Linked DNA regions of Homo sapiens: region 1 is linked to region 2. A link is an interaction called in ENCODE POLR2A ChIA-PET data of the cell type or tissue named here. Cell type or tissue: MCF 10A. All regions are shown on one strand. Links, peaks and the distances in the headings refer to the core of each region. The heading gives the core; the rest is flanking DNA.

Evidence for each region. Peaks named below come from ENCODE experiments on the same cell type or tissue, not always from the same donor. Only the 100,000 strongest peaks of a DNase experiment are listed, where the experiment ranks them.
Region 1: POLR2A ChIA-PET joins it to region 2 with 5 read pairs; 19 of 35 experiments call an interaction of 5 or more read pairs at or near these places.

The regions. Positions count from the first base shown.
Region 1 is chr2:85,502,399-85,506,787 of GRCh38, forward strand. No RefSeq gene overlaps it. Among named protein-coding and RNA genes, the nearest start is that of PARTICL, 34 kb to the right of the region's middle. In MCF 10A, for the core only: no CTCF peak of the experiment used is centred there; DNase peaks (open chromatin) are centred at 1,543, 1,963 and 2,663.
Region 2 is chr2:85,443,477-85,447,865 of GRCh38, forward strand. No RefSeq gene overlaps it. Among named protein-coding and RNA genes, the nearest start is that of SH2D6, 27 kb to the left of the region's middle. RefSeq lists enhancers at 2,666-3,315, 3,316-3,966. In MCF 10A, for the core only: no CTCF peak of the experiment used is centred there; a DNase peak (open chromatin) is centred at 2,595.

The DNA of each region.
Region 1 (4,389 bases), core at 190-4,189, 59 kb after region 2:
TTTGCACCGTGTTGTGCACATAGTACTGGGTACTTCATAAATGTTAGTCCCCCTTGTAGCCCAGTGTGCTCACTAATATCTGTAGCCGATAATAACAATGGCTTTGACCTGGGGAGGAAGCAGCCTCCCCAGAGTAGGGAGGGACATTCTTCTTGCATTACCAGAGATCTAGGAGGACTCTGGAGGGCTGGGACTTCAGTAGTCCAGGCAGTGCACACCCCTACATCAGCCAATATGAACACACAGAGATGCATTTGGAGTAACATCTGCATTCTTTTCTGGACCTTCTCTTCTTGATCCCATTGGTGTCCCTTCTTTGATTTTAGCCTGATTTTTTTTTTTTTTTTTTTGGCTCATGCTGATAATTATCTGTTTTTGCACTCACATACATGCTGCCAACGTTCATGAGCATACAACTTCCTGTGCGCATTAAATACTTTACCACTTATTGCCCCAACTGATCCTCCCAACAAACCCCCTGATGCAGCCAGGGAAGCTTCACTATCCCCATTGAGCAGTAGCAGAAGCCAACACTTTGAGAGGACACGTGTCTGACCCAAAGGCCCACAGGGAGTAGGCTAAGTAGTCAGGACTTGGGACAAGGCCTTCTCACTCTAGCTCAGGACTCTTCCTGCTAATATCCCAGGCTGCCTCCACAGCATGTGTGAGTTAATGCACACACACACACTCACACTCACACTAATACACCCACCCCTAAACACACACATAATAGATTCAATATCTCTGAAGGAAGGGTTCATGCCTTATCAATTTCCTGCTACAGATAAACTACCTGGCAGCTGAAATATAATAAATGATTGTGGAATTGAGTTGACATTGACTGCTACACTGCACCCCCTTGGGGGACTAACAGGGAGCACACAGATGAGGACCACAGCCAGAGCCAGAGCCAGAGTCCAAGTCCATCTTGACAACTCAGAGAAGACTTTGGCCCTTGCTTCTGGCTCTGTCCACGCCCTTCGTAGCACCCACGGAGCAGAGGGGCCTGGTCACAGGGAGAGGCTGAGATGCCCAGAGAAATGGATCTGGCCACCTGAGCTGAGGCTTCTCTGAAGGTGAGTCTTCACCGACCCCGCCCTAGTAGTGGTGAATCGCGTGTCCTGCCCTGTTCTCTGCTGCCCCTGAGCAGTGTCTGAACCAGGGGCGCCTTTTAACGCCACAGATTCTGCCTCAGGGCGTGGAACACCTTCTTCTAGAGGGGCGCGTGAGAACTCTGGTAGGCAGGAGCTTGCTCTGAAACTACTGTGCTAGTCAACCAATTGCCTCAGCTGGCCACCCAGGGCCTGGCATCCACACTGGTCCCTGGCAAGCCGTTCTGCACAGAGGTTTTCACACACGTGGGTACGGAGCACTGGCAGGAAGTACGAGACATTAGAAATTAGAAGCCCAAGCTAATAACACAGATCACCATCGGGGCTTCACTTTTTGCCAGCCACTTCTACGTAAATATATCTGGTTCTACCCTTCACTCAGCCAAGGCATGGGCGCTACTGGCCTCTGACTCAGCGCTCTTCATTGGCCTCAGCTGTTAAACTTGCTCCCTTCTGATATTTTGCAGATGCTAAGCACTCAACTGGTTTGTTGTGGCTTTGCATCGTGCTCTTTCTCATAATCCTGAGATGAGAGGCCACTATGTCCTCTGGGTCTGCGGGACTTCTGGGGCAAGGGTGCGGGGCAGGCCCAGCACAGGTGTCCAGGGAGCTGCCCACACTGCCGCTGTGTGCTCTTGGGAGTCCTGTTGGCTGTTCCATTCTCCTCTCTGCCCACAGAGGTCACAGTGCCCTTGCGAGTAAGCAGGAGAAGGCAGAGTCATGAATTAGCAACTGGAAAGGATAAATGCCAAAGGCCTTGCTATGAAATCGAGGACCCCGCACCAGCTGCCCCGAGGTCCCTCTGGCTCATTTCCTCCTGTTCTCTCCTCACGTCACTCCTCATTTTTCCTGGAACATGCCAGGCCCACTCCTGCCCCAGGGCCTTTGCATCACATGCCATCCAGATAACCTGGTGCTCCCTTCCGGATTCCTGCTTAGCTTTTTGTTCTAATGTCTTTTTTCTTTTTATTTTTTATTTTTATTTTTTTGAATCGTGGTCTTGCTTTGTCACCCAAGCGAGGCTGCAGTGGTGTGATCATGGCTCACTGTGGCTTTGAATTCCTGACCTCAAGTGATCCTCCAGCCTTAGCCTACCAAAAGCTGGGATTACAGGCATATGCCACGGTGCCCAGCCCTAATGTTACTTACTCATTGAGGCCTTCCTTAGCTGCTGTCTCTACAATTGCAAGCCCCCACCCCTCCCCACCCCCCACCATCTGCTTTTTCCTTGGTGCCTCTCACCGTCTATCTTATCTCGTTAATGTTTGGTCTCCCCACCTCAGTGTTTTCATCTGTTTGCCTGCTGCTGCATCACCAGCACTGCAACAGTGCCTGACACATAGCATGTGCTCAGTGATATCTGTTATATGCATGAATGAGTGGGGCTGGACTGTGAGCTGATGAGGTTCTTGCCATGGCTAACTCCAGGCAGTCATGTCATTTGGCCCAGTTCCACTCCCTTCTGGGCCTGACTCAATTCATCTGGGTAATGAGGAGGGCACAGGAGCTGCTGCGTAAGCTGCCCTCCAGCAGTAATAATTGATGAGTCCAGGCAGTATCCACTTACCACGCCAAAGAGGTCCAAGCAGCAGGCAACAGGGGAAGGGAGGCAGGAAGCAGCTGCCAGGATGACTAATTGGGATCTCATGTCATTGGCTCCACGTGCCAATCCTTACAGACCTCAGCAAAGCTCAGGACTATTAGCTCCTGAGACTCATGCAGTCTCCTGGTCTGACCTGTCCCTCAGTGACACTCGAAAAATAACTCAGCCAGGCGTGATGGCACACGTCTCTATTTCCAGTTACTTGGGAGGCTGAGGTGGGAAGATCACTTATGCCCAGGAGGTTGAGGCTGCAGTGAGCCCTGATCACTCTGCTGCATTCCAGCCTGGGCAACAGAGCAAGATTCTGACTCAAAAAAAAGAAGAAAAAGAAAGAAAAAGAAAAAATAACTAATAACTTCATCTTACAGTGGTGACACGGAGACCTGGAGCAGGAATACAGAGATGTGCCAAACTTTGTACAGAAATTTTGCAAAACTAGATTCAGCTCTCATTCCACAAATACCAGGACCTCCCCTGCACCAGGCACTGTTCTAGGCAAGGACAGAGCAATGAAGAGGGGAAGCTCCTCACCTGTGTTTCCTCGTGAGGCCTGAAGCGCCTGCTTTCCCTTCCACCTCCTGCTCTCCAGCCTCTTAAGTCCCCTCACTCTGTGGTCAATCTAATTGGATAGAACCCTTTCATCTCAAAACCAAAACAACAGCGACCCATGCACACTCCTAGTAGACCAATGGGACTGTAGCACTGATTTCACCATATGCCCCTCCTGCATCCCAGGGACGTCAACTCTGCACTTCAGTCCAGCTTTCAGGAAACTCCAAATCTCTCCCCCATTCCCACCTCTTCCTGTCTATGGTCCCACTGTGAGCCGATAGAGTTCTCACCACGGCTGACACCAGGCAGCCATGTGGTTGGGGCCAGTCCCATTCCCTTCTGGGCCTGATTCAGTTCATCTGGCTAATGAGGAGGGCACATGAGCCTTCTGTGCCTGTTGGGCCGGCTGCCTCAGTGACCACTGCCAATTGTGTGTTCCCCTTATTCAGCACCTTCATACCTTCTTCCGGTTTTGCCCATCTGAGCTGAATCAATTCCTCCATCTTCACAGGGAGGTAGCCTTCTCTCAGTCCCCAAACCCTTGATAAGGGAACGCACCACCACCTCGCAGGCCTGCCTGACTTGAGTGCATCACAGTTCTCCACCTAATTATTTGTTGTCCCGGATTGTTTCATGTATGTATGTCTGATCTCTCCATAAGACTGTAAACTTACTGAGGGCAGAGATGACGCTTACCTTTCCATATCCTACATGCTTTAGCCTGGTGCCTACTCACTGGGCAATCCATCAGTGATGAGTTTACCTGGATTTACTAATTCGTGATATTTACAAAGAATACATTTGGGAAAATGTGTATTTGTTTACAGATGTTAAAAGGAAAACGTAAAATACAAGATTGTATGTACAGCTTGATAATCACAGTGTCAATTACGTGTTCATATGGGTAAAACTGGAAGGCAATTGGTAAAAATAAAGAGTAGTGTGAGGGCTGTTAGATTATGAGTGATTTGTTTAAATAATCTGTGAATATTGTTACTGCACTGTTTATGCATTTGAAAAGCCTTTTTTTTTTATCCTAACCAGTAGACCACCAGGGATAAAATGATTTTTAAAAATACATAGAGGGCTTTAAGAGTCATTGAAACATTCCACTCTTGGATG
Region 2 (4,389 bases), core at 158-4,157:
GTGGGCAGATCACTCAAGCTCAGGAGTTCAGGATCTGCCTGGGCAACATAGTGAGACCCTGTCTCTGTAAATAAATAAAAGTACTTTTGATCTAAATTCTCCTGAGTGTTCCCTTTCTTTACTTTGCAAAGCTGGTTGAAGAGAAAGAGAGGTGGCAGCAGCAGAAGGACGTCAGGACAGTAGTTTCCAAATCTGGTCCTCAGAACACCCATGAACCATGATGATGATCACCATGTCATCACTGGTGACAAAAAAAAAAAAAAGAGAGAGAGAAAAACACAACCTGTGGCATGAGCTTTTTTTTTTTTTTTTTTTTTTTGGAAACAGAGTCTTACTGTGTCACCTAGGCTGGAGTGCAGTGGTGCGATCTCAGCTCACTGCAACCAGCATGAGCTTTTTCTGTGCAAAACTATTCCATTTAAGGGCCATCTTTTAAATGGAAGTCAAGTTCTTCCTCCTTTCTTGATGTTAAACTATATTTTCTTGGCTGGGCGAGGTGGTGGTGGTTGGTATTCTCAACACTTTGGAAGGCCGAGGTGGGTGGGTCACCTGAGGTCAGGAGTTTGAGACCAGCCTGGCCAACATGATGAAACCCCATCTCTACTAAAAATACAAAAAATTAGCTGGGCATGGTGGTGGGCACCTGTAATCCTAGCTACTTGGGAGGCTGAGGCATGAGAATCGCTTGAACCTGGGAGGCAGAGGTTGCAGTGAGCTGAGATCATGCCACTGCACTCCAGCCTGGGCAACAAGAGTGAAACTCCATCTCAAAAATATATATATATATATATACACACACACACACACACACACATATATACGCATATATATGTGTGTATATATATTCTTTCAAGTCACTTGATTTTGCTGGGCCTCAGTTTACTCATCTTTAAAATGGGGTGAGACGGGCAGGGTGGTTGGCCTCAAGGATCCCTAAGGGCCTTTCCAACTCCAGTATTCCTACTGCCTGGGACTATGCCTCTCTCACAGCCTGGGCTGCCTCCCAACTCCCACCCTACTCACCCCAGCACCCTCTCCCCGATGCCCCCCACCAGCCCTTCTACTTAGCTCCACCAGGTGTGCCCTCCTAAGTGTCCTCTGGGGAGAAGTGCCCCTCCACCATGCACTCTGGATTCCCAGGAGATACAGTGGATAAAAGTCAAACATGGGTTTCAGACATTCTAATGTGGATTTGCCCAGCTTCCATGCAGCCGGGAAGTTGGAGGGACAGAAGGTGGGAGATGAGGAGCAAAAGCACAACAGGCACCAGGGTAGGGGCTGGGTGGGGAAAGAGCATTGAAAGAGAGGGAGGTTCTGGCTGAGTCATAATAGCATAGATTCCTAGGACATCTGAGCTGCTGGGCTCTGAGACTGCCTTGTCCTGTCTCCTCACATTATAGATGAGGAAATTAAGGCCCACGGAGGGGAGAGCAGTCTGTGAATGGAGGGGAGAGGGTAACTCCATTTTTCCTCTAGCAGCTCCTCAGCTAAGGGAAAGTCCTGCCTGTGGGAAGGAATCAAGGAAGAGAGATTGGGAAACCGAGGCCAGAGCACTAAGTTAGGACTGACCAGGACAAGGGCCCCAGGCTCCCATGAGCCCGTGTTCCTGCTCCCCCGCCTGCTTTCTGCTCCAGTCCCTTCTCCGGTCTCCCTTCCTTTGCCTGTAGACCTCAGCTCTGCTCTCAGGACATCCCAGATAGCAGCCCTCATGCTCAGAACACACTTTTCTTCCCAGGGTACATCCACTTTTGCACCCCAAGAGGATCCGGAGATAAAGAAGGTACCAGGCAATTCCAAACACTGGGGCTGGGTCCCAGGGAGAACAACTGAGCCAGGTGTCTCACCTGCGAACCTCCTGTCACCTTCAGCCCTGAGATGCAATGGCAATAATCCATGGCCACTTTGGAAGCCTCTCTCATACACTGTCAGCTTGCATCTGCGGCACCTGCAGCTGTTGCTGGGGGCTCATTTTTATATTTAATTTTTTAGAGACGAGGTTTCTCTTGCCCAGACCAGAGTGCAGTACTGCAATCATGACTCACTACAGCCTTGAACTCCTGGCTCAAGCAATCCTCCTGCCTCAGCTTCTTGAGTAGCTGAGACTATAGGGCACACCACCATGTCTGGTTGTTTTTTAAATATTTTGTAGAGACAGAATCTCACTATGTTGTTCAGGTGGGTCTCGAACTTCTTGGCCTCAAGCAATCCTCTTGCCTTGGCCTCCCAAAGTGTTGGGATTACAGGCATGAGGCACTGCACCCAGCTGGAAGATTGTTTTTAAAGCAGTGATGTCATGGCCAGAGAGAAACCAGCCCCACAGTTCCCAGATCAGCCTGGGAGATGTCCACAAACTTAGGAAGGCTTCCAGCAAAGAGGCCTTGGGCAGGCTGGGTGATCTCCCAGGCCCTAGGCTGTGCCTGCCCTTGATTGCACAGAATGTTCACTGCCTGGGAAGCTGGGAGCTGGGACAGCTGGGTGACCTGGAAATGGAGGGGCTGAGGAGCTCCAGGCTGGCCTGCTCCTCCTTGCCACCCTCTTCCTGATAACAACAGACAAGGCTGGGAGGCTCCTGGGAGCCTGCTGCCTAATTCCCAGGGCCTGGCAGCCAGCCCTGCAGCTGATGCAAGGCCAGGGGTGGGTGAGCTCAGCCTGTCCCCAGCACCCAGAGCCTCTTGCACCTGGTATGCCCTTGAAAATGCATCTGTTCATGCCCCCTCTGCCTCAGCCTCCTAGGGTCCAGCTCTATTCCTTCTGAAAGCGTAGGAGGGCCACCTAAGGATCTGGAAGCAGGCCTTGCTTGGGGGATGGGGTGGGAATTAGGCAGCAGGTTCCCAGAAGCCTCCTGGCCTTGCCTGTTGCTATCAGGGAGAGGGTGGCAAGGAGGAACGGGGCAGCCTGGAGCTCCTCAGACCCTCCATTTCCAGGTCATTTCTGAGCATCTCTGAGTCAACCCCGCACCTCTGCATGGGCAGCCTAAGAGCAGTGCGGGGACCACAGCCCCGCCTCCAGGGACCTCTGCAGTGGAATAGAGGGGCAGGGCTCCCTGCGGGCTCTGCCCCTCAGGGTCTGTCCACACCAGCCCACTTCCTCTTCCGGGAGAGGTCAGACAGCCCCTGGGAAGTCTCCAGACCTTCTTATCCCGTGAGAAGATGGACTTTCCTCCTCTGGCTCTCCCCTTTTACTGGACATGCAGGCCCAATGTAGGAAGGCTGGGGCCTGTCACTCTTCAACAGCCCTCAGGTGTCATCAGCTCAGGACCAGGATTCATTCAGCATCTACTTACTAAGAGCTCTGTAATGAGAATGTGACAAATAATAACTCGACGCATATCAAATGCATGCCTCATCTTACAAAGTGCTCTTGCGATTAGTGTTTTGAGGGATCCTAGTGACGATGCTGCAACGTAGGGAGGCCCTAGGTGGAGAAACTGAGGCCCAGGGAGCTGAAGTGGCAGCACCAGGAGTCACACCACAGGGTCTTCCCATATCCTCCTGCTACTTTAGTCCTGCCCCATACACACGCACTGAGCAGGAGGCAGGCTTCCTGCCACATGCTCGACTGTCACAGGACACCAGCTGGGACAGGGAGCAGAGAACAGTGTTTCCCATGGGCAGTGGTAGATGTAGGAGGCTGGGAGACCAGGACTTGTGGATTTAGGGTAGTTGCATGCCAGAGCCACAGCTGTCTGGGAGGGACTGGAGACAGGCTGAGGAGCAGGGAGGGTACCTGGAGCACTGGAGCTGTGCCTCCCTTTACCATAGCTGTTTGCTTAGACAATACTCAACTGTCCTGCTGAGCTCAGGCTGGCATCGGTAGGATTGGGTCTGTTGCCTGGGGATTGAGGCTGGCTACAGGACCGGCTCCTCCAGTTCTGGCCAAGGACCAGTGGCCGTGGCCATCACTGGACTCCTCGCTGATGCCAGGATTGAACAAGGCCTTTCCAGTCTGCCCATTGTATCTGGGGCCTGCCCTTTGTCCTCAACCCAGTCTGACCGTCTCTGGGGGACCACGCACCCACCTTCATGACTCCCGGCCAACCCTCCCAGCGGCTCTTGCAGCATATGCAACTACTGCTGCTGGTGAGCTCAGGCAGCTGGACTCATGGGCAGGCAAGAACATGGTGTCCTGCGCTGGAGGGCAGGCACAGGCTGTGCCAACTGCACCCACCTCTCCCAGACTTAGGCCTGGCAGGGAGGCCTGCAGTGTAGGCAAGGGCTCGCTGGAAAGAGCGATGAGGAGGCCCAGCCTGCTGAGCACTCCAAGTCCTCCTTCTACTCTCCTGTCCTTTCACTGAGAGGAGATCTAAAGAATAAAGTTTAGCTGGGCGTGGTGGCTCACGCCTGTAATCCCAGCACTTTGGGAGGCCGAGGCAGGTGGATCACCTGAGGT